6 separate regions of the Mus musculus genome follow, and all the other regions are linked to region 1. The links are chromatin loops, found by intact Hi-C in ENCODE. Cell type or tissue: heart. All regions are shown on one strand. Region 1 holds the start of Pex26 (peroxisomal biogenesis factor 26). Region 2 holds the start of Bid (BH3 interacting domain death agonist). Region 3 holds the start of Gm44148 (a long non-coding RNA gene). Region 4 has its middle 60 kb from the start of Iqsec3. Region 5 holds the start of Usp18 (ubiquitin specific peptidase 18). Region 6 overlaps Usp18 (ubiquitin specific peptidase 18).

Region 1 (5,000 bases):
GTCTCTTTTCAAGAGACAAGTCAGGGTCAGGAGACCCCACACCACCTCCCCCATGTGAGACTCTCTCCTTGCGCTCCAACTTCAGAGTCTGGCTTGGTTTGCATACAACACAGTTTAGTCTTAAGTTTCTCAGCTTAAGAAACTCAGCAGTGTCGAGGGGATGCCACGAGACTGCTTTGCAGAGGCCACAAAGCCCTGATGTCCTACCTTCCTGCCTCAGCTTCTGGGGCTCCTGGGAGTCCGAGTGCTCCTGCGTGTGCTCTTGCGTGTGCTGCTGCCGTGCTAAGTGGATGGCCTGGAGCGCTTCTACCCGCTGCTCCTCGCTGAAGGCCGCAGAGCGCACTGCCAGTTCCTCGGCCTCTGACAAGCGACCCGAGGGTAGCAGCAGCCGGAACACGTGGAGTCTGGCCAGCGATCCATAATCAGGAAGGCCCTGGTTATCTGGATCTTGGAGCCAGGCACTGGCCACATCCAGCACAGCTCCGGGCTCTTTCATTTTGCTGTATAAAAGGATGCTGTGTCCCCAAACAACACAGTCCCCCCCAAAAGAAGAGTCAGTGCTCTATAGGGGTTTATCTTCAAAACTACAAATGTCTATAATCCTACCCTCCCAGGTCCTCCAGCCTGTCCCTGTGGAGCATGGACACTGTTAAGAATTAGAGACCAGGGGCTGGAGAGATGGCTCAGCGGTTAAGAGCACTGACTGCTCTTCCAAAAGTTCAATTCCCAGCAGCAAACACACGGTGGCTCACGACCATCTGTAATGGGATCTGATGCTCTCTTGTGGTGTGTCTGAAGACAGTGACAGTACACTTACATACATAAAATAAATAATAATCTTTAAAATATTAATAATAATATTAGAGGCTAGGGGTAGTAGGCAGTGATTAAGAGTGAGCACTGCTCTTGCAGAGCCCTAGAGTTTTATTCACAGCAACGATCCTGGGCAGCTCAAAACCACCTCAGGTTTTCCTCAGGCTCTGGGATATCTGAGACCATCTTCTGGATTCCGAGGGCACCAGCATTCATGTGCACACACAAATAACTTTTAAAAATAATAGTAACTTTTTTTAAGAATGAGAGACTGAGGGCTGGAAAGATGCTCAGAAGTTAAGAGCACTGGGTGTTCCTCCTGAGCAACCCAGGTTTGATTCTCAGCACCTACATGGAGGCTCACAACTGACTGTAACCGTAGGTCCAGGGAATCCAATGCCGTCTTCTGGCGTCTGTGGGCACCAGGCACACATGTAGTGTAGACATACAATGCATGCAGTACAGACAAACACTCAGGCAAAACACCCTTACGCAGAATAAGACAAAATGGAAAATATTTGCTGTCCAAGCCTGAGGCCCAGAGTTGCAACCCTGGCAGCCACGTGACAAGCTGGATGTGGCCCCACCCACGCCTGTAATCCCAGCATTGAGGAGGAAGAGCCAGGAGAATCAACTGGCGTTTGCTGGCTATCAGCCTAGCTAAGAAAAAATGTGAGGTTCAGGGAGAGGCCCTGTGTCAAAGGAATAAAGCAGAGAGTGATAGAGGCCTCCAAGTACCCTTCTCTGATCTCCACCCACACATGCATGTGCACCCACATGCACACACACCATACACATACCACTTATACACATACCCACATACACCTGAATTTATTCTAAGAATTAGAGATCCCCAGGAGGCATCAGGAAGCGCAATTGGCTCTGTCCTCCTGTCAGCCTGTTTCACTACTATCTGGGTGTGCTCTCTCTTCTTCCATCCTACTCCCAAATGCCCGCCTCTCATCCTTAACTGCCATTGTGTGAGGTCTGAACACAGTGAGACCCGAATTCGAAGGGAACTGACTGGGAATGAGGACAAAGGAGTCAGGAGACCCTGACTCAGGAGGACCCATGATTTGACCCTGACCTGGTTCTAGCACAAGGACCTACCACAGCTCCAGGACTTTGGGAGGCAGCTTTTCAGGAACCTGGTAGTACCGGAGGACCCAGGACAGGGCTTCTCTCCATCGATCCATTTCTGCCAGAGCCTGGATCCCCACCACACACAGGGAGCATTTCACCTCCACAATGCTGACAAGAGAAAACACAAGTCAGGTTCAGGCTGTTTCCCCTCTCTCCACTCCGTCTTCCACGCTGGGACAGGAAGCCAGCGTCCGACCCAGAGGCTGCTCACCTTTACCTTTTCTGTTATTTATTGGCCCAGGCCTCACCACTGGTCTCTTGGGCTGCCCTTCCACCCTGGAGTTAAGTTCTGGAAACCTCTTAGAGGCACACGAGCTATGGCCCAACGCACATCTCTGCAGCCAAGTGGAATGAGAACTGAACAAACAGAAAGGTAACCTTGTGGGAACAGCACACCGTGAACATGCACGTGCTCACTGGCGGAGAGTGGGAGTTAAGTGTGTGCTGACTGTGAAAAGGGCATGGGGTGAGGCTTCTGGCTGGGTGCTCCTATAGGAGCTTAACTGGTCTTTTAGAATTGTCTATGTCCAGCCGGGCAGTGGTGGCACATGCCTCTAATCCCAGCATTTGAGAGGCACAGGCAGGTGGATCTCTGGGTTCGAGTCCAGGCAGGTCTACACAGTGAGTTGCAGGTCAGAGCTACACAGAGAAACCCTGTCTCAATATGAAGACGAAAAACAAAACCCTATAAAATTACATCCAATGGGCATAAGCAAAGCCCTCAACATTCGGGTGTGCAACCTTCATCCCTCTAAAACCACAGTCAAGTCTCTCTAGTGTTTGCTTTTCTTCAGTTAACTATTCTGACTACTCCCGCCATTAGCGTGGCCTCACACAGCTCTTAGGAAGGTTTACTCCACAGAGAAATGGTGCCCTCCAGCTGTCAGAGGAGGCCAATGCATTAGACAGAGCAATCTAAAGATAATTCACTCAGTCCTGCAACAGGACCAGAACAGTGTGCTTCTTGCCTTGACACCCCGCTCTACCCCCCATTTTCTATAACCTGCCAAGGCTAGGTTAAATAGGAGGTGTGTTCCCAAAGAAGGCTGCTACCTGCTTACTGAACCTCCTCACGACTGAACACTTAAAAGACATCTACCCTGTCCTGCACTGAAAAGGTGAGCCAAGAATTGACTGTGGCGTCCCTCCAAATTGTTGCATGATTTGACTTCATTGTACAGTCTCACGGGTGCAGGATGAGCAACCAGCCTCTCTCAAAGAGGATCCCTTAGGGAAAGCAAGGTGTGTGGTTGGCGCAGTCTCACAATGCCAGATATTCAGAGACCCGAGTTCCTCCCCAAAAGGATCCAGAACGGAACATAGCTCAGCACGTACGTGCCACTCACGGGCTCCTCCGCCAGGCTCTGCCAGGCTCGTTCGCAAGTCTCTAGTGCGGCATGGAAGTCCAGGTGCACCACCAACAGGTCGGACGCCTCTTCCAGCAGGTGCACCGCGGGGGACACAGCGGGGAGGGCGAGCGCGGGCTCGCTGCTCCGCAGAGGGCCCACGAGCCCTTTCAAAGGGGCTGCAGACGTCGAGGCGTCGCTCTTCATAGCCAGCCTGGGTTCGACCAGGTCTCCTCACACGTCAGGAGGACAGCTTCTCGGGAGCTTCCTGGAAATTCGGACTGGGCCTGGTAGATGTCCCGCAAGCCTCGCACTCTTCCCCTCCGCGCCTCTCCAGGTCTGTTCCTAAGGAAGGACCAGGAAGGAGCTGGACCCGGGCACAGCCTGCGCTCACTGACAGCCTAACCCTTGGGGCACTGGCCTGTTCAAGACTGTCTGTTCAAGACTAGTGCTGCCGAAGGCCCAGCACTAGTTCCTCCTGTCCCTGGACCGGTGCTAAAAGCACCGAAACTCCCAGAGTAGAGAGCGCGACAACAGAAGACCTGCACGGGGAACCCACGACGGTGGACACCTCCTCTCCACCCCTCTTAGCCACTACGACGCACGCGCACGCTGGAGCGAAGGATTCTGGGAGTTGTAGTCCTGGGCTCTTGGGTCTGTGAAGCTTCGGGGAACCTCTCGCGCCCAGAGACTGCCATCTTCCAGAGAGAACGCACTGGGTCGCCAGCTTTGGGGTGGAAAAGATGAGGAAGCTAAACCATTAGTGAAATGCCTTTGTCCTGAGAAATGTGATCCTTCCTTCGCTAACCGGAAGAGGACGAACGGAAGAAATTCCAGTTAGGAGGTGGAGCTACCTGCACCTTTATTATTAACCTCTGAAGGAGTCCGTTGAGAAGGGTCTGCTGGAAGCTTAGGGAAAAAAGAAAAAGAAAACTATGGAGCTGGCTATTTCCTCTTCCTGGGTTCGATGCTGCTATAAAGTGTGGCAGAATGGAAAGGCGCTTTCTGTCTGTTATTTCTTCATCTCTATGAGTTAAGGACTATTACTCTATTTACAGGTGACATAGGTCACACGACAAATAAGTCACAAAAACATTGTCAAACCAAAGAAAGCACTTTTTTTGGCTGAAAGGAGTGTCAGGGCAGAGGTAGATCTGATCTGTGCTTTGTATTAGGTAGGTGAACCATCAACACACAAGTGAGTTACATAAACTCCTGGATCCTGCATTGTTTATATAAATAAGGATGTCATAAAAACAAAGCCATGCACATGTCATGCAATTCTTCAAAACAGTACTGAACCAATGTAAGAACTGATGCTTTATAATATACAAAAAGTAAATACATTTAAATATGTATTTTTATGTGTTTATTTATATTGTTTGTGTTTCACAGGGCTTCTCTGTGTAGCCCTGGCTTTCCTGGAACTCACTCTGTAGACCAGGCTGGCCTTGAACTATGCCTCTGCCTCCCTAGTGCCGGGAATTAAAGGAGTGCAATACCACACCTGACTTCCTATTATATAATTTTACACAGACTCATAAATCACCAATTATCTGTGCTTCAGGCAGGATTTCCTATCTCTTCCACATTTATACTCAGTCTTCATGGTTTTACTTCGTCCAGTTCTCTACCTTCTGAACTCTCTCCCAAGTTTTCCTAGAATCCCTTGCTCCTTAGTGACTGGATAAGACAGCG
Region 2 (5,000 bases), 270 kb after region 1:
GATGGCTCGGTTTGTAAAGTACTTCATATGCGTAAGAACTGGACTTTGGATCCCTAGCACCCATGTAAAAAATAGAGTGCTGTGTGTATCTACAATTCCATTGTTATTGGTGCACAGTGGAAGCTTCCTGGAGCTCACCTGGCAGTCAGCCTAGGGAAATCACGCGTGGAGCTGGGAAGCTGGTCCACTCCCCTCACCCCACACCATCTCAAAAGAAAAAAAAAAAAGGTGGAAAGGTGGAGAGTGATGAAGGAAAACACTGACCTCTGGCTTAAATACACACATACACACACAAACACACACCAACCATGTGATTTTTTTTTTTTTTTTTTTTTTTTTTTGTCTTCTCAGATCCAGTTTCTCTGCTCAGGAACAGCAATTTCCATGGTTCTATTTACTTCCTCATACTTCCAGAATTCACTTTCTTGTTTCTCTTTCACTTTTGTCACTGTCACGTGTCCTTTGGGGGTACTGGCTGGCACTTAAGTATATAGCATTGGGACTTCTCTGGACAGGGGAACTAGCTAGCAGTTTGAGATTATCTGCTAGCCTCCTGGTTCTTTCCACATTCATCCTTGCTGATTCATTCCATGACCGAGAACCCCGCAACCCCCATCCCTGCCTTCCCCACAAGAGTTTAAAAATTCTGCAAGCAGCTGCGCAGGAGAAACAATAGGGACCTCCCAGCATCTCTGATAGGGCCGATTCTGACAGGGTCACTAGTCTTGAGTGTGCCAACCCTGCTATGTAATACATCAAGACAATGCGGAGAGGTCGGGATCAAGTATGACACCCCATCCTCACGAGGGCAGGTCGCCCAGGCTTTGGGGACTCTGGGGAGCGCAGGTTCCGGGTGTACCTTCCTTCCTGTCCCCCGTAGCGAGCCGGTAGGACCCTTGGGTTTCCGCAAAGTGTGGCCAGTCGGAGGGCGGAGCATCCGGAGGGCGGGGCTATCACAGGGGCGGGGCTCCCGGGCGAGCACGAGGAAAGGTAGGTGGAGTAGAGCGCCGGGCCGAGTGTGGCTCCGCAAACCTTTGCCTTAGCCCGTTCGCCGCCCGGTACCGGCGCAGCGGCGTCTGCGTGGTGAGTATGCCCACCCTACTGGGCGCCCCCACAGTTCCCCTCTGGGAGGACGGGGTCGGCACGGAGCTCAGTTTCGTATGCTATCGATCCTTCGTGATGGCGGGGCTCTTGCGCCTTGATGGAGGCGGGGTGAGGGCGCCGGCCACAGGGTGCCACCGCGGAGCTGAGGGGAAGGCACTCACTCGAAGGCCTGGGGCGTGCGCCACTCGCGGTCCCCCTCAGCGCTCGGTCCTGGTCCGCTTCGGGCAGGCCTCCTGGTGGACCCGGGGTCCCCGCGGTCGCGCGCCACTCGGCAGGTGCGCGCAGAGCTGGAAAGGCGGGCCTGAGGTCTCGCTGCGCTCCGCTATGGCCACCCACAAAAATCAACAAGGAACGGCTACAGCCCACAAATGGGCCCTGCAAAAGCCCTGGAACCCCAACCCAGGGAACACAGACCTTGGAAGACTGCAGCGAGGGGCACCTTTCCTACACCCGTGGGCACTACTGTGTGCACAGCTCACACTCACGCCTGAACTGTGAGGAAGTGGCTGACCCCTCCGCATCTCCAGTACCCAAAATGGTTTGAAAATGTGCACAGACTGGTTGCTGATGTTTTTAAAAAGTTTGTTGAATGGTTGGCTGAATAACCCTATAGGATTCTAGAAGAAACCCACAGTCTTCAGCCACCAAGTGGCCTGGGCCCACAAGGATTCACACATTCGTTCATTCATTCTTTCGTACATTCATTTACATACTCAACAAATAAGTGTGGACCAGGGACGGATCAGGGTAGAACTTTGTGGGTGGTGAGAGGCTGGAATGAAGAGCTCTGTAAAGGACCAGGTGGTGTTGAGTATGGGACTTCTAGGCTGGGCTTGACCTTCATCTGATAAGCCACATAGTTCTGAGTCAAGAGCATCCTGAGGACCCAGGCAGGGCTCCCCTACTTTCCCAGGCTACTGCCTGGTGCCATGGCCAGGATTGCCCTTACTGGAAGACTACCTTGAAGCCGGGTCTAGGATAAGCTAGCTGTGGAATGGAGCTGGGAGAAACCACAAGAAGGATGTGGACTTTCCACATTCCAGCTCTACCCAACCAGGAGACTTTGCAGCCCTGCCCCATCCCCTGGGACTTGGTCCCAGGCACTACCCTGGCAGTCAGCTCTGAGTGTTTCCATGGGGGGGGGGGGAGCCTGATCCAGTGCTGGGGCTGAGTTCAGAGGCTTTAATACTTGAGTGGGCTGAGCTCTAAGAAGGACTCGGCTGGGTGGTGGTGGGGAAGCAGGGTGGCGATTGTGTGTGTCCTGGCCTCTACTGCCTCTCTTGCCCAGAGAGGGAATGGCAGGGAGGTTGGCTTATTACAGCTGGGTTAGCAGGCATTTCACCCACTGACGCAAGGTGCTATCTCCTGGCTACTGCGGGGTGGAGTTGGGTACAGGCTTTGGTGATGGCAAGTGAAGAGAAGCCGGCTGGATGTGGCATGCTCTATAAAGAGATTTAAGTAGCCCCAAGGTGGCCAGGTTACTGGAGCTCTGAAGGATGAGTTGAGGGTGTACCTGAAAAGTGGGCTGTTAGGGCAGTTACTGGCGAGGCTGGGGGAGGGGAAGTGATGCTCACAGCTTGAGGTTACCTGGTTCCTCTTATTTGCAAGAAAGAATAGCCTACGGGGGGGGGGGGCACAGTGCTGGGTGCCTGGCCTCCGGAAGGAAGGCCTGATGACACAGCCTTTTAGACCTTCCGAAGGGCACTGCATGCTTTTCCAGCTGCCCTTTTGCTCTCTAGTGGGAAGCTGAGGGTTGGGGACCCACATCTAGGCTGTGTTCAAGACCAAAGAGCCATTCCTCATCAGGGAGACAGTGAATCTGATGGTTCCAAGGATGAGAGTTGGAAACTGCCCGTCCATAAGAAGCCCCCACTGTGGGTCTGTGGTCACTGGACATTTTGTCTGTGGTTGTATCTCTGGCCACCATTTGCTGGGCCGTGGCTGTGGAGGGCAGCTGGTGTTTCTGTTTCTTTCTGGGCACGCTGCCTGGCTGGCCAGTCTCAGAGGCCACATGTATTTTTCCTCATAGTCTGAAGGAGACAGATAAACTGAAGCTTCAGGTTGGAGGGCAGTGATGGGCAAGTGCTATACAGAGCCTTCTGGGTCTGATAAGCCCACAGAGAGCTTTGTTTTCCTTCTCAAATTTCTTTTTTTAAAAGGCAGAATGTCGCCCAGACTTGTCTCCAACTCCTGCTCAACAATACCTCCTTGCTGGGCCGTGGTGGGACACCTTTAATCCAAGAACTCAGGAGACAGAGGCCAGTGGATCTCTGAGTTCCAGCCAGGGCTGTACAGAGAAACCCTCCAACAAACAAACAAACAAAACAAAACAAAAGAGTACTTCCTGCCTCGTCCTCCTAAGTACTGGGACTACAGAGTGTATCGTTTATTTTAATTAACTCATGTCGTATTACAATAATTAGAGACTAGATTATTACTTCCTTCTTCAGAAAGGTACATTGGGCAGAGAGGGGCTAATTTACTTACCCAGGGTCTCAAAATCAGGTGGAAAACTCCCAGTTTAACTGTACCACCTGATTCTCAGGCTGCGCCCTGCTTCCCAAGGGAGGTCCATCTGTGGAGCCCAATAGTCCTCGGGGGTAAGGAACAGAGAGGATGCCCACGGTGTTGTTTGCTTTTTTAACACTAGGGAAAACCCCGGCCTAGTGTTTGTTCCATGTGCATTCTGCCACTGAGTCAGACATGCACAGCCCCTTCCTGTGGACTCTTCCCCCTAGCAGGTAGAGGGAGACAGGGCAGCTAGGTGTATGAATGGGGAAGCTGGAACTTTAGTGCCAGGGACCTTTATGGTGGGGTTTCCCCCACGAACCATCCTGGCAGATGTCCACAGCAGATGTCTCCAGTTCACTGTGTCTTACTCTCTGACTCTTCTCCCTCGACTTTCGCTGGTCCAAACAGGGATATTTCCGACAAAAGGGTGGTAGCATCTACCCTGAGCTAAACAAGATGAAAGGCAACCATTTCTAGAGGTGCTGCCATCTTGAAAATTGAGTTCTTAGTTGGCTTTATGGGCATTTATCCTCACAGACATGTTAGCCTTCCAAAAACATTCAAACAAAACCAAGTGAAATCAAGGGAACAGAAAACAGAGGACAAGTGTTTTGTGCTCTCTTCTCTTCTCCCACCCCTCTCCCTCTCCCTCTCCCTCTCCCCCTCCCCACCTCCCCCTCTCTGTCTCTGTTGGTGTCAAGTGACTTCCTCAGTCATTCTCTACATTTCCCTGTGTGTGACAGGACTCTTCACTCACCGATTTAGTAGACTGGCTGGCCAGTGGGCTCTAGGGATACTCCAGTCTCTGCCTCCCCAGCACTCGGATTCTAGGCTCAGAGCACTACACTAGCCTTCCCATGGTCCTCGTGATCCCAGCTCAGACCCCTATGCTTATATAGGCCTGGAGTTTACAGACTGAGCCATATCCTAGCCCTGGTTTGCCTTAAGTTACCCTTCTTCCCCAGTAATGCAAACAGACATTAGGAAGTACTTAGGAGCCAGGTGTTTCCCTACTGGCCCCTGGATCGGCCTAAGAAGGGCAGTGTGCTTTCTGGCACTATGCCTGGAAGGGTGAGGATAGCTAAACCCTGGCCCAGGACTGGGCTGTGTGGAAGAAGGCAGCCAAATGTAGTGAGAGTTTGCCTATCTGTGTGTCGTGAGACACAGGACAGATGCTTTTTTGCAGTTTCCTGCATAGTTTCTCTAGTCTGGAGGGATCTCCTGGCCCATAGTGGGTCTACTGTCACCATGATGGCCACAGCCAGGGAAGGCCTGTACTGCCTTAGGCTACTGTTCCCTCCTTCAGTGACAAACCTTCTTTGTTTTTGATTTTTTTGTTTTGTTTTGTTTTGTTTTTTTGGTTTTCGAGACAGAGTTTCTCTGTA
Region 3 (5,000 bases), 86 kb before region 1:
TCATTTTGCTATTTTCATATATGAGTGATAAATAAACAGCTTTAATTAAGACTATGATAAATAAAGAGATGGATATGTACATCAAAGAGCTTTACATTAAATTTCCCCTTTTTAAATGAAAATATAGCACATATATTCTCTACAAATAAAAACATTCTAGAGATTTATTTTTGTTATTTTTAATTATGCATAGGTGTGTGTGCCAGCTTGTGGGTCCATGCACATGAGCACGGGTGCCCACAGAGGCTAGAGACCATCTCCCCAGCTTTCTCTTTGTGTAGTAACTTTCTTAAAGACCTATCCTGTAAGTTTTAACAAAAGGAGATAAACTAGTATATTACATTTAAAGACTGGTTCAAAGCTGGAGAGCTGTCTCCATGGCTAAGAGCACCTAGATATGCCCATGATGAACTTTTCCTTATTGGGTTAATTGATGCCCACCGGAAAGACACACCCTTCCGGTGGGCAGCGCCTTGCCTTCCGGTAGCAGACCAGCTATAAGGAGGTCGCAGGGGAAAGCTTCTGCTCTTTGCCTGCTTCTCTTAGCCTCTTGCCTGGAAGAGCATCTATGCTTTTGATGCCATTACTGCAGCCACCATCTTTGCTGACACCAGAACTCAGCTTCCTCAGCCCGCCAACACGAGGTAAAGACAAGCAGCGCTTGGGGACTCCTTCAGCAGCTGATGGGGAGCTGAGGCGTCCAGCCATGTGGCTAAGCACTAGCTACTGGTCCTCAGCCTCTCCCTGTAAAGATGGCCATTGTCTGCCTATCCAGGCCGAGTAGTGTGAGCAACTCTAATGAAGCCCTTTTTAATGCATATTCATCCTAACAGTTCAGTCCCTCTAGAGAAGACTGATAAAATTCTGAAACACAGAACAAGAAGTCGAGTATATGAATGTATGAATTGTTTAATTCCGACCCTGCTCACCTCCCAGGTTGCTGTTGGCGCCTCTGGATTCCCCACCCCACTCCCACCACATCCTTCACTAAAAATTTCTGTTCCCACTATAATGTTTTTCTGTAATCTTTTTTACCTGAAAATTAGTTTTGCCATAACATAACTAAGCATTTCTCCCCCCCCCCCCCCTTAGCCCGTTCAGCAGTTCATTAGCCATCTGGTTAAATCCAAACCCCTCAGCCTATTTGAGACCTTCCACCTCTCTCCCAGTCTCCACCCCTGAACACTTGCTTCCTCAGCATGGGAAAGTCATGTTTTCAAACTTCATTCAACCTTGAATATTGGTTTTTTGGTTTTTGATTGTTTGTTTGTTTTTGGGGTTTTTTTTTTGTTTTTTTTTTTGTTTGTTTGTTTTTGTTTTGTTTTTGTTTTTGTTTTTTGCCCCAGGACTGTGTATGCTTTCCCTACAGTTATTCTTCCCTCTAAGCCCCTCCCACTGGAAGGCTGACGGGGCCCCGCCCCACAGCAGAGGGCTTTCACTTTCAGTGTCTGTAGCGCAGCCATAGATAGCTATGCACTTTGATTGTGTTTCATTAAACCACAAGTTTCCCAGCTACTGGCACTGTTTTGAGAAGAGGGTGAGACTTCGGGTGGATCCTAGCTGGAAGAGGTGGATGATGGAAATGCGACTTTGAAGGTGTAAGTGATTCCCAAGCCCATTCTTTCATCCTCTCACGCTCCTCCTCTTTCTTGCTCTCAAGTTCTCTCTCTTCCTGTCCACCGTCGGGGGAGGAATCTACTTCCGCTACACTTATGCTGCCATAATGAGCACAGGGCTAAGCAACCGTGCATCCTCTGAAAGCGCCAGTCAAAATCAGTCCTTCCTCCTTTAGATCGTTCTCGCAGATACCTCGGTCATAACTATGCAAAAGTAACAAGACTGCCCTCACAGAGACTGGATAATCACCATATATTTTCCAAGTAAATGTGTAATAAACTAAAGTCAGGGCTGAGAGGCTGGAGAAATGGCTCCGCCTTTAGGAACACTGGCTGTTTTCCAGAGCATCTGGATTTGCGTCCCAGGACCAATGTGGTGGCTCACAACCATCTCTAATTCCAGAGGATCTGATGCCCTCTTGTGGCCTTCACAGGTACTTCATGGATGGATGCGGTGCACAGATCAACATCAGCCAAAACAGTCATACTCATAAAAGAAAAAAATAAACAAATCAAAAGAAGGGAGGCTGAGGGTCAATGAGGTTGTTCACGGGGTAAAATGGCTTGTAATAAACACGCCTGACCACCTGAGTTCGGTCCTTGGATCCCACAGTGGGATGAGAGAACCAACTTCCATATGCTTGCTGTGGCACATACAGACAGACACTAGTAATTAATAATACAGTTACAACAACAGTAATGTAATACAGTAATAATAATAATTAATAGTAATAAGTTGAGCTGATTTTTAGCCAGTACTGAGGTGGAAATTTCTAGTTTCTTTGGCGACTCAGTTGTGTCAGAGGATGTTTGTCTGGAAGCTGTCTTATGAGAGGATGCTTTGCTGAAGCAGATAGGTGAGAGGATGTTTTTTCTGAGAATAGATAACGTGGGTTTTTCTAGAAGCTTTCTTGTGAGAGGGCATGATATGTTTTGCTGGAACACAGGCATGCTTGAGAGAGTTTGTGGTATTTAAAAAGAATATAAATATAACCCCACAGACAGTGCGAGGATGCTCCTACTGGTCCGCCTTGCAACGCTTTGCTACTCTTCGCTTGTCATGACTTCATAGAGAGAGCCGCTTCTTGCCACTCCTGCTGACTCGTGCCAGTTCGGCAGAGCCTCGGTTTCTTCTGCACTGAGCCCCTGCTACTGATTTGTGCTTGGTGTTTTGAATTAGACTGCTGATATCCTGACAACAAAGTCTGGAATTGCCCCCAAAGTCCACATCCCCCATTTCCTAGTAGCCTTTCTTTCCCCCACCTCTGGTAGGTGGAAGCCCTTAAAAACCCTTATTAAAGTAGGTTTTGAAAATCCTGAGCCAACACAGTACATACTAGTTTCACGCTAGCTGTAAAATACTAAAATACTTCCCTCCGCTGTCCCTTGTCAACCCAATTTCTCCTACAAGCACTGATTCCTGTCTGACTGGACTCCCACAGTTTCCCAACTGAATAGACCCTGCCTTGTCCTGACAGTCACAATCAGGATGATCTAGCCAGACCCGCTGGTGAAATTATCCATTCCATCTGATCAAGACCAGTGTAGGGTCATGGCTAGTATTTTAACAATTATATCCATGCATTTCTTATCGCTATAACAAAATACCTGAGGCTGAATAGTGTGCAATAATGTTTATTAGATTCAGAATTTTGAAGGCTGGAGGCTCCAACCAGCTTGGCCCTGGCATGTTGTATCCCCCACATTTGCATCACAACATGTGTAGAGAAACAGGAAGAAGAACTATTAGTGCTCAGGAGAGAGATCCCATGAACCGATGATCTCCCACTGGTCCCTGTCTCTTACAAGTTCTGTCACCTAAGCACTGCCATCTAAAGACCAAGCCTTCCGTGTGTGAGCTTTCAGGAGACAAACTACATCTAAGCCATTGCAATAATAGTTTTGCTTATAAATAGGGCTTAATTGTTTTTAAATTATTATTCTCGTTGAAATGCAGCAGACAAGGGTACAGGAGAGGAGATAAGAGTCTATCCCTCTCTGGAGGTGTGAGTATATCTGTCAGGATCCAGTCTTCGTGTAAACCAAGAGATAGGCCGTTTCCCGCCTAGAAAACAGAGAGCACATGTCAGCCCAGAAAACGAAGCATTCGCAGTGAAACCAAGTGCAACATTGCATCAGCAAACCTCCTGGCTCTTGCAACATGCACCAGCAAACCTCCTGGCTCCTAGGTCAAGCACCTAACACTCAGGTCAATGACCCACCTAGCCATTCCCTCAGAGAGCCAAAATGGTGACTTGCATCAGGAGCTATAAATGGACAGCTAAATAAGATGATGGAAATCTGTGAGCTTTAACTAAATACAACTCTGTGGTTTGCAAACAGATTCAGCCACAGAGCCGATTTAAGTCACTCATTCATCTATTGTGTGCAGCCTCCTGTGCTACGAGGGCAGAGCCACGTAGCTGCCACAGGAGCTGTGTTCCACGGGGCTGAGGACGTCCTCCCTCAGTCTTTACAGAGGGTCTGCCAGTTCCTGCAGTAAATCAGGAAGACACCAGCAGCAATCAGAAACAGAGATCTGGCATCTAATAGAGGTGCTTGAGAGAAATAAGAAAAAGCTGGCAAAAGGGTTGGCAGAGGCTTTCAAACACAATTGCATCTGCCTCTTTAGTTTTCAAGTGGACAAGCCTGCCTCTTAGCTGAGAGCCATCTCTGATCACCTTTTGTGTAAGCCATTGTTCCCAGACCCCAAAAAAAAAAAAAAAAAAAGCAGTCAAGAAAGCTTTACAAAGACTCTTTGATCTGTCTTCATCCAGCCTTTTATTTTTCTTTCTAGCATCTCCTCTATAGTGATTGGATTTAAGAGTTATTTGTTGGGGTTTACTAAATGCAAGCCACTGCTAGACAGAAAAGAAAAGAAAAGAAAAGAAAAGGAAGGGAAGGGAAGGGAAGGGAAGGGAAGGGAAGGGAAGGGAAGGGAAGGGAAGGGAAGGGAAGGGAAGGGAAGGGCAGGGCGGCCCTTTTCCCCTTGAAGATTATATATGAAATGTGAAAGAGAATTATATAGGCAAGCAATTAGAACTGTTGTGGAGAGGCAGGCTCAAGATGCAAAGTCAGCATTGAGAAGCCCCCACAGATCTGCCAAGGTCAGTCTGTAAAGGCTGTGCACAATGGAAAGATAAGCGGGGCTTTGCAACTAGGAAGAAAATGGCAGATGGTCATTTGGACTCCATTATAAACCCATAGGCATCACTGAAATCTCAGTACTGAGAGAAGCATGTTGTCGTGGGGCGGTAGTCACGGATGAAACTGACTGGTTAGTCTGGGGAGTCATCAGAATGTAAGAAACACTGAAGCCTTAGGGGGTTCACATGGCGGAGGATTCAGAGTGAGTTCATCAGATTTCAAGAACCCAGCCCTTCT
Region 4 (5,000 bases), 350 kb before region 1:
TGGCTTTGGGTTTTAGAGAGTTAGTCCATCACCATCATGGCAGGGATAGTGCTGGAGAAGTAGCTGAGCGCTTCATCCTAAGCCACAGACAGCTGCAGAGAGAGGGACAGTGGGCCTGGCATGGACTTTTAAAACCTCAAAGCCCTCCCCCAGGAATGCACCTCTTCCAACAAGAATACACTTACTCCAACAAAGCCATACCGCCTAATCCTTCCAAACAGTCCATCAACTAGAGACTAAGTGTGCAAATATGAGTCTATTGGGGGTATGCTTATTCAAACCACCACGTGTGTACAATATATCTTCATCATACCCACCTCTCACTCCTCCCTCTAACAACACCCCTCCCCCAGGTTCCTTTCTTCATAGCTCCTTTGTTGTTGTTGTTGTTGTTGTTGTTGTTGTTGTTGTTTTAAATCAAGTAAGGCATGAAAAATATGGTTTCTGTGAAGCTTATCATGGACCCCTACATGGAGAAGCTAACATGGTATCCACCTTGAGTTTGTGTGAACTTAGGCAGAGCTGAGAGGCAGGAGCAGGATAGCAGTGGCTGAGTTACTGTGGTGTGACTGGACTAGGGACATGGAGATAAACATTTTTAGTATCTTAGTTAGTCCTGGTCCCATTGTAAACCTTCTCTTTTGGAAGTGCCCCAGATTCCTGGATCAGGGTCAAGTCCTAGCCCTGGCTTGAAGGTCTTCATATACTCTTTATGGAAAGCAAAATCCAGAATGTTCTGAGACTATGTTATAATGACCAGCACCATAGAAAATCAGCATACAAAAACCAGTAGGTATTGTATATACCAATAATGAATAGAAAGACTCCACATCCGTGAATATGCAGAATAAATATTGCGACAATGGATGTACTCCTAAAACAATGTACTGATTCAATGCAACCTTTATCAAAATACTACTAATAATGTTCTTTACAAGTATAAAGAAACAGTCATATAACTCACATAGAAGCATCACAAACAGCCAAAACAATCCCGACAGAGAGCTGTGTTAGAAGCGTCGTAAGACCGGATTTTAAATTGCACTACACAGTCACGGTATCAAAATCTGTACAGTGCAGACTGGAACAGCCACACAGATCCAAGGAGGAGAACAGAAGACCCAGAAGAAGCCTCTCAGATGAAGACACCTGGCTTTTGGCAAAGGTGCAAAAGCACCTAGAGGAGAGACGGCTTCTTCAGAGAGCAGCGCTCAGACAACAGAATATCCTCAGGCAACGGAATGAAATTAGACACCTATCTCTCAGTCTACAAAAGCCAACTCAAAGCAGATCGAAGACTTTACTATGAGACCACTAGGTGGAAACACCTTGACACATAAGCACAAACTTCCCAAATAGGACTCCAACGTCTCCAGAAATTAAAGCAGATCTGCATGAAATTAAAAATAGATTATCCAGAGCAAAAACCAAAGTTAACAGAATTAACAGAGAGCCTTCAGAATGGGAGAAAGCATCCACTATGGGATTAATATATATGTAATATATAAGTAACTGAAAAAAAGCATCAAAAATAAATATTAAATAATCCAAATTAAAGCCGGGTGGTGGTGGCCCACGCCTTTAATCCCAGCACTTGGGAGGCAGAGGTAGGCGGATTTCTGAGTTCGAGACAAGCCTGGTCTACAGAGTGAGTTCCAGGACAGCCAAGGCTACACAGAGAAACCCTGTCTCGAAAAAAACAAAGCAAAGCAAAACAAAACAACAAAAAAAGCCAAATTAACCAGTGAATGCATCGAGCAGTCAGTTTTCAAAGTGCAGTGCCTAGGAACTCATATAAAATGTTGAATGTTCATAACTATCAGGGAATTGTAAGCCAGAATTGCATTAAGATTTCATTCTGTACCTATCAGTGACTGGTGATGGTAAGGCAGGAGGGGGAGGGACCTTGTACACCGCTGTTGAAATTGCAGATTAGTGAAGCTACGCGGAAACCCATAGGAAGCTTCCCCCCAAACTAAAGTAGAACTGCCTTGAGCCAGCTGTGCCTCTCCCGAGGCCATACGCAAGAGTCTAAGCCGGTATATCAGAGAGAGTCCTACAAACCTATGTTGCAACACAACTCACAAAAGGCAAGTCATAGAATCAGCATACAGGGTTTTATTCATCCACAAAGAATAAAATTATATCTTTTTCAAGAAAGTGGGTGAGACCAGCAGCAATCATTACATCGAGCAAAATAAGCCAGACTTTGGCAAATTTTGCTTGCTTTCTCTTATAAATGGGCTTAGGTTGCGTCTTGATTCTACCACTGTGTGCTTTGACTTACAAGTGCACTTTAGTTTCCTAGTGCAGACTGAGAGGCAGGAGACAGTACTGGCTGCCTCAGAGGGATGTCCCAGAAATGGGGTTTGCCTTAGATGGAAACTGCTCTCTTATATAACCCTTAGAAGGATCCACTGGAGACCCTTCACCTCTGGTTGCCTCATCCCCTGCCTCAGCTTGACCAGTCTCAAACTTATGCTCCCAAACCCACTTGGGCACTTTACCCATGTGCTGGAAGGATGCTGGATGGTGGCCCCACGCAGCTAATTCTTACCTAGCCTACCCTCCTGTACCCAGGTCTTGGGATAATAACAAAACAGGAAAATCTCAACACATGCAGCCCCAGAGATGTCCACTGAGTGGCGCTGCTGTACCATATCTCCCTGCCCTGCTCTTGTTTCAGGCTGTTCTGGTGATCCTCCTCCACCTGAGCTCACACTTCTCCCAAAGAAAGCCATTCCATAGTCCCAGATTTTAATGTAATGCCTTCTACTCCCGGTAATGCCTTCCTGCATCCAGTTCCAAGTTTTTCCCTCTTACAAATTTAAATTGTAGTATGTACGTTTTAGAAAATGTTATTTTCTTTATAGAAATCAGAGAATCAAATGGAAAAACAGATGGTAATTTCACACACAGAAGATTTGTCATTGTTATTATGTTTTATTTATCTTCCTATGCATCACCTTTACTTAAGAGTACGTTTTTTTTAATGCTATTATTATGTCATGCTATTATATTTTACACTCTTCCTTGTCTGCAAGTTTAGATTTATTCCACCGTGTCCCACTGTGATATATCCCAACTATCCAAGCGCATTTCACAGTCATTCTCATTTTGTTAGCAGTTTAGAACGTTGCTCCTTCTGCTTCTGTTGTTCATCATTCTATGATAACTGTGAACAGAGCGCTGCTGGGATTATTGTCTCCCTCTCCACGATGAAGAGTGCTGCATTGCTGTCAGGACTTTTGGACCCTCGGCCATGCTTCCTGGTCTCCATCCTCCTTATAGCTTTCTTCTCAGAGTACTAGGTTGCCCTTGATGCTGAAATCAGCTCAAACTTGGCTGGTAGGACCCCGCCCCCACTCCCTACCTCTGCCCCACCCCCACCCCAGCCAGCTTTAATAACACTGTGGATGGGTTCCCAGCTTCTTGGAATGCCCCTTTCTCATCTCCAGTGTAGGCCCACTCCCTTTCCAAGGTACTTCCTTGCCCTCCGTGGAGAAAATGTTCAGAAACATAGGTGACCTTGGCTCCTGGATTTACCGGGCATTTCGGTAGACAGGCCTGGGAAGTGCATATTCATAAGCACGCGTCTGTGTTGATATTTCTGAGTCAAATCCCAGAATTAATTCGACCTCGTCTTGCCTTTGTCTTGGCACAGCTGCGCGTAGACGGAGGATGTACACCTACTGATGAGGAAAGGATCTGGGACAGTCTGTTGCCAAGCAACCACGTGGCTTCTCACCACACTGACATTAAGGTGGTTGCTCTGCCCCTGCCCCACTACACTAAGTATAAATAAAAGTTACGACTGCTAACAACAACAAAAGCATCCTATGGAACTCATTTACCTCTTTCTCTTTTGTTCTTATAAGGTTAATAAAGCTATGAGCCAGGCAGTGGTGGCGCACGCCTTTAATCCCAGCACTTGGGAGGCAGAGACAAGCAGATTTCTGAGTTCGAGGCCAGCCTGGTCTACAGAGTGAGTTCCAGGACAGCTAGGGCTACACAGATAAACATTGTCAAGAAAGAAAGAAAGAGAGAGAGAGAGAGGGAGGGAGGGAGGAAAAGGTTATAAAGCTATGTAAAACCAGGATGCTGTCGTGCACTTGTGTTGTTAATCTGACACATGGCTAGGCATTAATTTGATGAGGGAGGGGCTTATTTTCAACTTCAGAGTTTCTTGTTTTCTGTAGGTTTAGTTCAGTTTTTCAAACATGTAAACATTCATAGGTTTCAAAAGTTAAATATATATTTAACATATATATTTATTTACATATATTATGTAATATTATTATGTAATAATTATATAATATATATTTAATACACACATATATGCATACATATATATACATATATGTATGCATACATATATATACATATATATGGAAGATACCTTCAGGGAAGCCTAGTGCCGCTGTCCCTCACAGACCATGGTTAGCCTCCAACTTCCGAGCACCTCCACGTGTACTTGCATATGCATGAAAAAGACTCTCCCAGGCTTTCTTCCATCTGTGAAGTTATCAGAAATCTAAAATTCTAATCCCTCTGGAAAACCTGTCATTCTTGGACTTTGTTGGTGGCTCCATGGCAGAATTTGACAGCCTTCGATGAGTTAGATATAGCTTTACTCTTGAACCCAGCAATCCTGAATCTAAAGTTCACCCAGAAGTTCCAACCCATAGATACCATCAACATGTACTCGGATTCTTCTTGGGAAGCTACTTGCTAGATAGGCAGGCTGTCCATCAAAGGTCGTGGGAGGCCTGAGCCCAGCTCCATCCACCAAAATGAGGAGACCAGGAGTAGTTAAGTGTGCTGGACAGAGGGACTGTCAGGACATGCAGGCAACCGATCACTAAGTGGTCAATGGTTCAGGGGTGACCAATGTCATAAAAAGGCAAAACAAAACCACTAGGGGAACAGGGCACTGGCTGTGTGGGCCCCAGGAACAAGATGTTGAAAGACAAATGGCATCTATTCTTGGAAAATCATTT
Region 5 (5,000 bases), 60 kb before region 1:
CATGAGGAAGGAAGTGGAGATGTACGATGGTCGGGCAAGTGGGCAGACAGGATGAGGCTGAACCAGGCATACAGCTGCCAGCTCCGAGAACGCTGCATTCCCAAACTCATGCACTGATTCGAGGCATGCTGACTCCAAAGCAGAAGACTACCTCCATCCTTGCTGAAGCTTGCAATGAGGAGAGATGGTGGAAATAACCACCACAGGCTACAGAATCAGCAAGGGTCTTGAGAGCAAGAGCTAGCGAGCCAGTGACACAATACGGGAATTCTGGGTGGTGAGTCCCTCCCTAGCTGTTACACATTGGGGGTCTGGGGAGAGCAGTTCCCAGATAGAAATGCCCGATAAAATTCACAATGCCAGCAATATCTAAGTAGCCTGGTCTTCAAACCTTCTGAGACAAGCCCTGGTATTGAAATCCCCTGGCCTCAAACTTTTGCGCACAGGTGTTTTTAAATAGGATCTCACTATGTAGCTTAGGCTAGCCTCAGAGTCTCAGCAAAACTCCTGCCTCGGCCCCCTCCAATGCTGTGATTACAAGTGTGAGCTGAAACACCAGATCCAAACTCTACTCCCCCTGCCTCGTTCAGCCTTCCTAGGGCTAAAATCCCTGGGATTTCTAAAGGTATGAACTACTGCTCTGGGCGTTGCCTTCATTCTTAACAATCTGCTCGCCTCTTCTGAGCTATGGTGCTGTAACAGACAAAATCAGATCTCTCCAGAGGAAACCCAGACTAACACACTACTTGGGGCTCCTCTGGCCGGTGTGGGATGATATGCATTAGCCTGTCCTTAGACATGCCCTCAGCCTGGAGATGCTGATACACCTTTCATGTGCCCATTGGGGCTCTGGCCACAGCCCAGTCACATGATACACTCAATTGGGAGACAACGTGATTTTCTTCCTTATAAACATCATGTTGCGTAAAAGTGCCAAGACCATGAAGCACGGTTTTCCAGAGTGAAAAAAGAAGAAGAAAAAGAGAGAGAGAGAGCAAGCAAAAAGCTCTCTCTCTTTTTAAAGTCTTCTGCTAGTGCGTAGTGAGTCAGAAGGGAGCATACACCTCATCTGCTACGCCACTTTCTGCCCAGTTAGTTCTTATGAACAAAGGAGGTGACGGTATTCAAACACACAAAGGACACTTCACAGGAAACATTCTAAAAATGTTCTGAAATATTTGCCTCACTTTTTGAGTTAATTCTAAAGATATTAAGTATGAAGTTAAGTTGTAATTTTGAAACACCACAAACTTGGACTTCCAGGGGAGTTGGGGGAGGTTGTGTTTTTTTGTTTGTTTGGTTTTTGTTGTTGTTTTTTCTTAAAGGTATATTTAGCTTTCTTTACAGAAGATGGAAAAACAGGCCAGGGAACAGGTCTAAAGCACCCTGACTTATGATACTGGACAAAAATCTCTCCGGTTTCTCAGTCCGCTGGTTTCTATTTTAGGAGTTTCTCCTAACGTGTGACTGAGTATTTGCACAAGAGCATAAAAATGATATTTGTTGATAAAACGTCTATCCCAGGAAAAACAGGACCGAACCTAAATGTCCATGAATTATTTAACTAAATCCGCACTTCTCATACAACGCATCAGTTAAAATACTGGTCTAGAAAGGCACAGAACAAGAAGCAAGACACAGAGCAATGTTAAAGATATCCATTAGAAATGTTTCTGATAAAGTATACATAAAAATGATACTGAGTTGCAAATTAAGAGAAACAACTCTACACATCTGTCTGCATTGTTTGAATTTTTAACAAGCCACTTTGGTAATTACTTTTTTAAATTAAACATAAATCACGACTACAGTCTGAATAATATAAATGCTTGGGAAGCAAATCCATTGGCCCAGTATATACATGCCAAGAATACAGACCGCCACTATTTGCAGAACCCAAGGAAATTCCTAATCATCTGGAGATGTATAAGCAAAGTTCTGGCGGATAAAGGACACTTTCAAAGTTAGCCCCAAACTTGCCTCAAGCACGGAGTCAAGCCAAAGAGCGAAGACCGAGCAGCATCTGCAAAGGGCTACAGAAGAGGACGCGGCACCGCGGAGCAGAGCAGTCTTGCTGCCTCCCAGCCTCTCAGCTCAGGAGTGTCTGCTGTCCCCTAGGCACAGCCGCCCTGGCACTGCCGGCCAAGCCTTCTGCACGCCTGGCCACGCCCCCCTCACCGCCAAGCTTTCGTTTTCCCCTAGATCCAAAGGAAAGCGAAACTCAGGCACCGGGCGGGCGGGCGGAGCGGTTGTACGCGCCCCTACAGAACCCGCAGTCCAGTCGCCTACACCAGGACACGACAAGCCGGACCTGGCCCGGTAACTCCTGGATACGCTCTCTTTTTTCATCTGCAATGTTAAGATTGGAAATACTCCCAGTTGCTGTACCTTCTGCTCTGAAAGCCAGCAGCAGATAACTCCCTTGCTGAGGCTGTCCCCAGGGGGTAAGGAGACAGCGATAACATTTACTTCATCTCTGTTAATTGCCAGGCTTATCCTTAAACACTGAAGATAAGTTTATCTGCACAATGTTCTTTTGTGCCTCTACGTTTAACCCCAATTCTATAGGATAAAATGTTTTTATTTTATCAAAGAGGTTATGACTAACTCAGGACGACAAATGGCTAAGTGCTGAAAGCAACATTCTAACGGGACCTCTGACCAGTCCCACCATTTGTGGAAAATAGCAGACCATTGCAGTTAGCACACGAGGTGGCCATGAAGGTACAGCTCTGCGAGGAACAAATACAGTCTAAGCCGAGCCGGGTTTGGAGGCTCTGGGATGTACATACATGAAATGCTTGCTAGCTCTTTACAGATGTATCTTGTATATGAGGCTATAAGTTGAGGGAGAGGGGGATCTGTTAGCTGCTGGGCTAGTCAGAATGAGGTTTCCCCATGCGCTTGTTCTGAGAGGGGTCCTCCACTCCCTACCCCCAGCACTGGACAAAGATGACAGAGAGATACATACCCCTAATCGAAAGCTACCAGGACTTTATGAAATCTGGAAGAGTCTATATTCTGTTTTGCTATTGTAGTTCAACGTAAGATATACAAATATGTCTGCCTGCCTATAGTGTGTGTGTGTGTGTGTGTGTGTGTGTGTGTGTGTGTGTGTGTGTGTGTGTGTGTGTGAAGCATGAGTTATACACAGCTGTTGAAAATAAACCAAGATGTCCATGTTTGGAAATAGAAAGTGGGGTATGGCCCTCAGGGTAAAACAAAGTCTCTTGATCAGTGGTTGAGGTAGACAATGTGGCATCTGCACATATCATGGACAAATACATTAAGTCTCCAATACATTTGCAAATCAATCAATTATGTGACCAGCTTCTTCCTCTTCTTCTTCTTCTTCTTCTTCTTCTTCTTCTTCTCCTTCTTCTTCTTCTTCTATCTGTTTGGTTGTATCCAAAAACAGGAACATCAAAAACTGGTGGGGGGGGGGGGGAGGATGAAAAGAGGATGTTATAAAATGTGATAGTTTGATCAATATATCGTACCTGTAGAGTTCTAGGGAACAAACTGTATTTGTTCCCAGTGGTGATTAGCAAACAGCTCCTTATAGCCAAGCAACTTTTTTTTCCCAACCCTGCTTGTTCAGTGAAGCAAGTGATTGGCATTTGTACCAGTACGGAGTGGACTAGTGTCAATCATGGACAGGAGATACCTAGATGATGCAAGAACCCATTATAACTCCTAGTAGGACTCTCCATGCTCTTACCCCTGGTCTCTCCTTGCCTTTCAGAAAAGTTCAGGGCTCTAACCAGGTGGTAGACTGAGCTGGTAAGCATTCCTGAAGTAGATTCCAGCAGTGCCCCACAGTGACCCAGGATGGTGGTTTGGTGGAGAGACAATATGCCCACCACCCATGTCAGAACCTACTCTAGTTAGAGAATCCATTCATATATAGAGCAGATGTGGCTCGCCTGGGCCTCAGAGCCTAGAGAACTGGAGTGGGGTTCCATGTGTTGAGGAGACACGGGCAGGGTGAGGAATGGGTCCACGTGAGAGGGCACTGGTAGAGCTGAGAGACTAGTTATGCCCAGAAGCAGAATTAAGTGAGCAAATCCACAACAGTTTAGAACTGGTCACTTGCTTGAAATTGCCCCGGAATAGAGTTGAAGGTGAAGAATGGGACCCAAGACCTGCAGCTCTGGGTTCGCATAGATCCGTGGTTCTCGGTGAGTAGTTAGAGAGGGGTGCGTGTGTATGTGTGCGTACATTCCCTAGCTTGCCCCACTGAGAGTGCATGGATGGATGACACTCAGAGGCAACATGGCTTCTGGCTTCTAGTGGTTATTCTCAAACAAAAGAAACCAGAGATGCTTAGGGAGATGGTGTTTCCCGGATTGGGGCAAAGAAAAGCACAAGAGGAACCTAAGCAGACCCCTTTCTGCCGAAAGGCAAATGCTCAAAGAATAGGAGGGAAGTCAGAAGATGGTTTTCTGTACCAATGCAAGTGAATAATTGAGTAAACTGAGAGTGGGGGAGGCTTGGGTATTTTACACAGCGTCCAAGGACTTTCCCAGGAACACACACCAATGACCGGCAGCATCCCGCATGTCATGCTACGTTGTGGCTGCAGATAAAGCAAGTGGTGTAAACACTAAGTAGTCACAAAGCCAGCCGTGTCCTTCCCGCAGCAGTGGAGATCACTGGTGTCTGCACAGCTGCAGTCACTCCGAGGAACAGAATGTAACAGGATGTCGTGAACAGAAAGGGACACAGCTCCCTCCTGTTACTCTCCTGTCACCGACCTTTGCCCTGATTGCTTCCACAGAAACATCTGAGTAACCCCAAGTGACAGATGTTCTGCAAATCAGCTAGCTGTCTTCTAGTCGAGGTTATCAAAATCCAAGGTATGAGGAACAGCCCCTGAGCACGGTAGTGAAGGTAAACCACGTGCCCTGAACTGGATCTTTCCGCTGGAAAGGATGTTCGGGGGGCAGCTGAGAAAGCCTGAGTGGTAATAATTTCCCACTCTGGCATCAGAGAGAAGA
Region 6 (5,000 bases), 75 kb before region 1:
TACAGCACTCATGGGTGAGTGTGTGCAGCAGCTGAGAGGGACGGACGGTTATGTCAGAAGATCACAGACTCTGCTGGGGTGAATAAGGGGTGGAAGGCAAGCCTCACCTGTTCCTTGGTATCACCGAGGTCTTCCTCGGTTGGCAGAACCTGACTGAAATCCAAGCTCTGAGGGAAATTAACTGAGTGACAGATCTTTTCCGTCCTCGAGTTCCTGGCAGAGAATCTCATGAGGTGAATGGTCAAGGTTTGGGGCAGATGAGTCAGCTTCAGAACCTGAAAAGGCAAAATCAGAATGAAGATGAAATCTTTGGGCACAGGAGACGGGCAGCGTCAGAGCAGTGTCAGCAGAGGCTGGCAATGTGCTCGTTCCCACACGGGAGCAGCAGAGCACCTTCAAGACTCCTGTGACTGAGTGTCACCCACCACGCATCTCCACAGGAAGCCTCTGCTCAGGTACAGGAACCGTGAGACGTACTCTACGCATCTCACCCTAAGGAGAAGGCCCTACCTACTATTCTCAAACCCTCTCCTCTTGTCTCTAAAAAGTTCTTCCTGTCCCTCTCAGTGACAAGGTCTGAGATGCTAAGTCTGAAGTTGTGCAAATGAGAAGCCCGAGGACCGCAGGTACCCAGATTCCCTATGTCAGCCATTATAAGATGCCCTAATGGGTCTGCAAAGACTTGTCAGGAAACCCCACGGGGCAAACCCAGAACAGCGCATCCGGATGTAAGCAGTACCTGTTTCCAAGGCGTCTTCTCCCCACAGCTCTCGCAGCACATGTCGGAGCTTGCTAACTCTTTGGGCTGGACGAAACATCTCAAGGCATCCTCCTGCCCCGCCCAGGAGAACAAGCACAAAGTAGCAGTCATGTTTCCCATCTCAAAGACAGCCCTTTTCCCCTGCTAGTGGAAACCCAAGCTACCCTTTGGTCTCCACTTGGTCTCCACTCCCCGTAAGTGGGCACATGTGATACATGGGGCAGAATTTCAGAAAGCACCCATGGGAGAGAGGAACAAAACTGGAAGGGGCTTGCGGGAGGAAGAACGTGAAGAAAGCAGAAGAGGACAGAAAAAGGTACCCTCACCCAAGTCAAAGGAGAGATTGGCCCAGAGTATACAAGTGAAACACGGGCCACTTTGTAAAAATTGCATTACATTTTTTTTAACTGATTATAGTAGAGAGGCATGTACACATGCCAAGGCATAGACAGGGAGAACAAGAACTGGTTCTCTAGTTCCCTTCTTCCACCATGTAGGATCCAGGGATCAAACTCAAGTCACAACGCTTGACAACAAGCACCTGCCGTACCATCTTGCTGGCTCAGGAGTTATGTTTACAAAATCCAAGGGAAGGTGATAGAAACAAGGGGAAACCGGCCACCTAGGGATTCACCAAGTCACCAACAAGGAGTCTCTCACCAGGGTTTTCAGAGGCTTTGCGTCCTTATCAAAAAGAGGAAGAGAGAGTGTGAGCAGTTTGCTCCTCCTGCTGCTCTCTGCTGTACAGCCCACGCAAATCAGGGACTCCTGCGTCCAGATGGTGAACAGACCCTGCAGCCGCTCTGTCTGCAAGAGAGAGCAAGGAGGTTCGATGACCCAGAAGCCACTTTGGGTCAGGGTACATGGGTGGTTTGTTTGTTTGTTTATTTGTTTGAAGCTCTAGAAATGGCTGACACAAAATTTTGTTCCTCCCGCACATAAAGGTACGCACCGGGGAGCTACACCCAGCACACAGTAGTGGAGCACGTCCCACAAGCAACATCTCACATCTCTGACATCTCCAGATTCCAGCCCTTACCAAGTCTGTGTCCGTGATCTGGTCCTTAGTCAGGTTCCAGATTGTAAGGTAGAGTTGAGCAGCATCGTGCTGGACAAACACTGGTCAGGGGGAAATGCAGTTAGTAAGGAGACGGGACACCAGCCGCATGAACACTCAGCGCTTTGTCCTTTCCTAGATTTCCCTCGTTTCAAAAAAAAAAAAAAAAAAAAAAAAACAAAACTAAATGAAAACTTAGCTTGGTGTTGATTCTTTCTTTTTTCAAGAGTTTCTCTTAGAACCAAGGTCATAGGGCCACCACTTTCTCTCACCATCCTCTCTCTGTTGGCGGACAGACAGAACCCTAACTATTTTCCTCTCATTTTTCTGCTGAGCAGATACTACGGCTGGACTCGTCCGCCCCCTGGTGGTAAGTTTTATTCACGTCACTAGAAGCAGGGCCTCTTGCTAATCTGGCCAGGTTTCCCCAAAGGTGCCTGAGTAAACGAGCAAAAAGAAAAGGCCATGGGAAATCCATGGAGTTATATGATCCTAGCAAGACGAGCAGGAACTTTGCAGGGAACTGTCTACCTGTCATATTAAGTAGGCCTGAAATCGGGAACGAACACAGCTGACTTTAATGGTGTTGGTCTGAAGAAGTGGGGAGTCAGAAAAGTCGAGAAACGCGCTGCGGACTGTTTCACAAAAGGGCAGACTGTGCCAGAATGCAAAGACATTTTGGGCCAAGGCAGTTTCTCAGAACACGCCTCATCTCCACCACAGCACTGTCTTCCCTTCATGATACACATCACAGCACAAACTTGATGCTCTTGGTTCTCATTTGATTTTGACCTGTCCTGCTTCTAAAGTTCCCTGTAGGCAAAATCTATGGCATTCCCGTTGCCTTATGCACATCAAATCTACAATGATGAATGCGAATATACCAATTAAATTGAATATATTAATTCATCTATATAATGAATGCCAACTCAAAAACAGTCTATCAGACGACTCGAAAAAACCTGTCAGATGGTTTACACTGATTTAGCCAGGGAATTATGCAGAAGATTTCCTGACACAGAGCTTACTAACACTGATGTAAAGAGATTGGATTGTGGTACTGTGGTGGTCAGTTTTGTCTTGTTTTGTTAGATTTATTTATTGATTTTGTATGTGTAGATGTTCCACCCATATGTAAGTATGTGTAACATGTGCATGCCTTGGACATCATAAGGGGTCATAAGAGGGCATCTGATCCCCTGGAACTGGAGTTACAAATGGTTGTGAACCGCCACGTGGGTGAAGGGAGCGACACCTGGGTCCTCTGCAAGAACAACAAGTGCCATTAACTGCTGAGCCAACTCTGTAACTTCTAGGGTGGTCAGTTTTAATTGTCAACTTGACACAATCAAAAAACACCTGGGAAGAGGGTCTGGACTGTCTAGAATGAGTTGGCCTGTGGGAAAAACTGCAGAGGTTGTCCTGACTGTTTTAATTCTTACGGGAAGACCCAGCCAGATCACTGTGAGCCACACTGTTCTTAGGCCTGGGTCCTGGATCATATGAGCATACAGAGAATAAGCCAAGTGTGAGAAGAAAGCAGGCCTGCACTCATTTTCTCTGAGCTTGGGTGTGATTTGCCCAGCTGTTTCAGGTTTCTGCCTGCCATTCCAACTTCCCTGCTATGACAAACTGTACCCTGGATTTGTGAGCTAAAACCCTTTCTCCCCCAAGTTGCTTTTCTTCAGGGTATTTTATCACAGTGGCAGAAATGAAAGTCGGATGGTCACCATCTGCAGTCGTTATTTTTAACCTCATCAGGGTTCCCAGAGCCAAGAGTCTGCGGTCCCAAGAATACTTGTCTGTCCCACTGTACACTTCACACTTGAGGGCTTGACGTGAACCAAAGAAAATGCACATCCCTGGGAACCTATATTCTAATGGAGGACAAGTTCCAAATGATCATAATTCAAACAAGAATAAATGGTCCCCTGGGGAGCACAAAGCACTATGGGAAGCTTAAGAAGAGTGGGAGTATAGATGAGATGGCTAGACACTTCTAGGAGCCTGTTTCTTCATACAAGCGATTACATGCTCCCAAAATAAAAACAGACCACAGACAAGATAGTTCAGAGAGTAGAGGCCCTGTCTGAGCAAGTCCGAGGGACCTGAATCCAAACTCTGGAGCCCACTATGTCTGGAGAGAATCCCCCAGAGCTGTCCTCTACTATCCATGTGCATGCCATGTCAAACACGCTGTGACATGCATGTGTCTGCCTGGGCTAACATGTTTAAAACAATAACACAGAAGTAAATAAATCTTAAAATAAAAGTAAAAATAAAGGCCATGTGTGTCAAACCCACATTTAATTTTCCTCTAAGACTTGCAACAAATTAAGAGTATCCTTTTTTAAGGTAGGGGTAACTGATCCACCAGATACTCAAATACCAACAGAGACATTGGCTGCTCTTCCAGAGGACCTGGATTCGATTCCCAGCACTCACACGATGTCTAACATCTGTCTGTAACTCTAGTCCTAGGGGATCCAGCAACCTCTTCTAGCCTCCAAGAGTACCACCTAACTTGGTACATGGTACACAAAAATACACGCAGGCAAAATACGCATGATCACTACAAAAAAAAATTAACAGTTCAAAAATCAGGATCTTTTTAAAAATCATGAAAAACTATGCACCCTAGTATCTCCAAAGGAGCACAATAACTTTCTAGCAGTGGTCCTCAAAGGAAAGAAAACTAATATATATATATATATATATATATATATATATATATATATATATATAGTATAACAGAGAATTCAAACAAATTATTACAAGGAAGTTTAATGAGATGCTAGAGAATTAAAACATCAATTAAGTTAGAGAAACCATTATGTAAGTGAGAATTCATCATACATAAAGATAATAAAGAGAAATCATGACACTAATGAATTTAATAAGTTAAGAAAAAAGAAAACACCATAGAGACCCTCAACAGTATTGATCAGGCAGAAAAAAAAATTCTAAGCATGAACATAAGTCTTTTGAAACAACCAAATTAGAAAAATGAAAAGTAAAGAAATTAAGAAAAATTAAAAGCAAAGTCTATGGGACATATTGCACACAACTAACTAGGAAAACATTCATAATACAGGTGCTATAAGAGGAGACGGGAAAGAAAGGGCGCAGATAACCCACCAAATTAATCAATGACAATTTTCCAAGTCATTGCAAATATAGATA

Evidence for each region. Peaks named below come from ENCODE experiments on the same cell type or tissue, not always from the same donor. Only the 100,000 strongest peaks of a DNase experiment are listed, where the experiment ranks them.
Region 2: it touches region 1 in a loop (2.8-fold over the local background); 9 of 42 quality-filtered maps call a loop at or near these places.
Region 3: a loop joins it to region 1, with 8 times the contacts of the local background. A loop is called at or near these places in 19 of 42 quality-filtered maps.
Region 4: it touches region 1 in a loop (12-fold over the local background); 19 of 42 quality-filtered maps call a loop at or near these places.
Region 5: a loop joins it to region 1, with 2.5 times the contacts of the local background. A loop is called at or near these places in 13 of 42 quality-filtered maps.
Region 6: it touches region 1 in a loop (5-fold over the local background); 20 of 42 quality-filtered maps call a loop at or near these places.

What each region holds. Positions count from the first base shown.
Region 1 is chr6:121,182,774-121,187,773 of GRCm38, reverse strand. It overlaps Pex26 (peroxisomal biogenesis factor 26), which reads right to left and starts at 4,107. Exons shown (of 5, transcript NM_028730.6): 1 at 3,292-4,107; 2 at 1,924-2,064; 3 at 208-515. The coding sequence starts at 3,509. In heart, a CTCF peak has its summit at 2,840; DNase peaks (open chromatin) are centred at 1,971, 2,843, 3,323 and 3,923; H3K4me3 peaks cover 2,213 bases; H3K27ac peaks cover 1,364 bases.
Region 2 is chr6:120,912,817-120,917,816 of GRCm38, reverse strand. It overlaps Bid (BH3 interacting domain death agonist), which reads left to right and starts at 993. Exons shown (of 6, transcript NM_007544.4): 1 at 993-1,083. In heart, a CTCF peak has its summit at 2,386; DNase peaks (open chromatin) are centred at 936, 2,526, 2,688 and 4,666; H3K4me3 peaks cover 1,552 bases; H3K27ac peaks cover 749 bases.
Region 3 is chr6:121,269,153-121,274,152 of GRCm38, reverse strand. It overlaps Usp18 (ubiquitin specific peptidase 18), which reads right to left. Exons shown (of 11, transcript NM_011909.2): 11 at 3,236-3,681. The coding sequence ends at 3,636. Gm44148 (a long non-coding RNA gene) reads left to right here and starts at 1,415. Exons shown (of 2, transcript XR_003956358.1): 1 at 1,415-1,598. In heart, a CTCF peak has its summit at 2,045 (motif pointing left); DNase peaks (open chromatin) are centred at 1,572, 1,672 and 2,032; H3K4me3 peaks cover 807 bases; H3K27ac peaks cover 590 bases.
Region 4 is chr6:121,530,718-121,535,717 of GRCm38, reverse strand. No RefSeq gene overlaps it. Among named protein-coding and RNA genes, the nearest start is that of Iqsec3, 60 kb to the right of the region's middle. In heart, a CTCF peak has its summit at 2,647; no DNase peak of the experiment used is centred here; H3K27me3 peaks cover 307 bases.
Region 5 is chr6:121,243,043-121,248,042 of GRCm38, reverse strand. Usp18 (ubiquitin specific peptidase 18) reads right to left here and starts at 2,137. Exons shown (of 11, transcript NM_011909.2): 1 at 1,981-2,137. In heart, no CTCF peak of the experiment used is centred here; a DNase peak (open chromatin) is centred at 2,172; H3K4me3 peaks cover 1,274 bases; H3K27ac peaks cover 459 bases; H3K27me3 peaks cover 1,288 bases.
Region 6 is chr6:121,257,934-121,262,933 of GRCm38, reverse strand. It overlaps Usp18 (ubiquitin specific peptidase 18), which reads right to left. Exons shown (of 11, transcript NM_011909.2): 5 at 1,800-1,879; 6 at 1,421-1,567; 7 at 740-832; 8 at 108-275. All of the region lies in intron 1 of Gm44148 (a long non-coding RNA gene), which reads left to right. Among named protein-coding and RNA genes, the nearest start is that of Gm44148, 12 kb to the left of the region's middle. In heart, a CTCF peak has its summit at 2,181 (motif pointing left); a DNase peak (open chromatin) is centred at 2,204.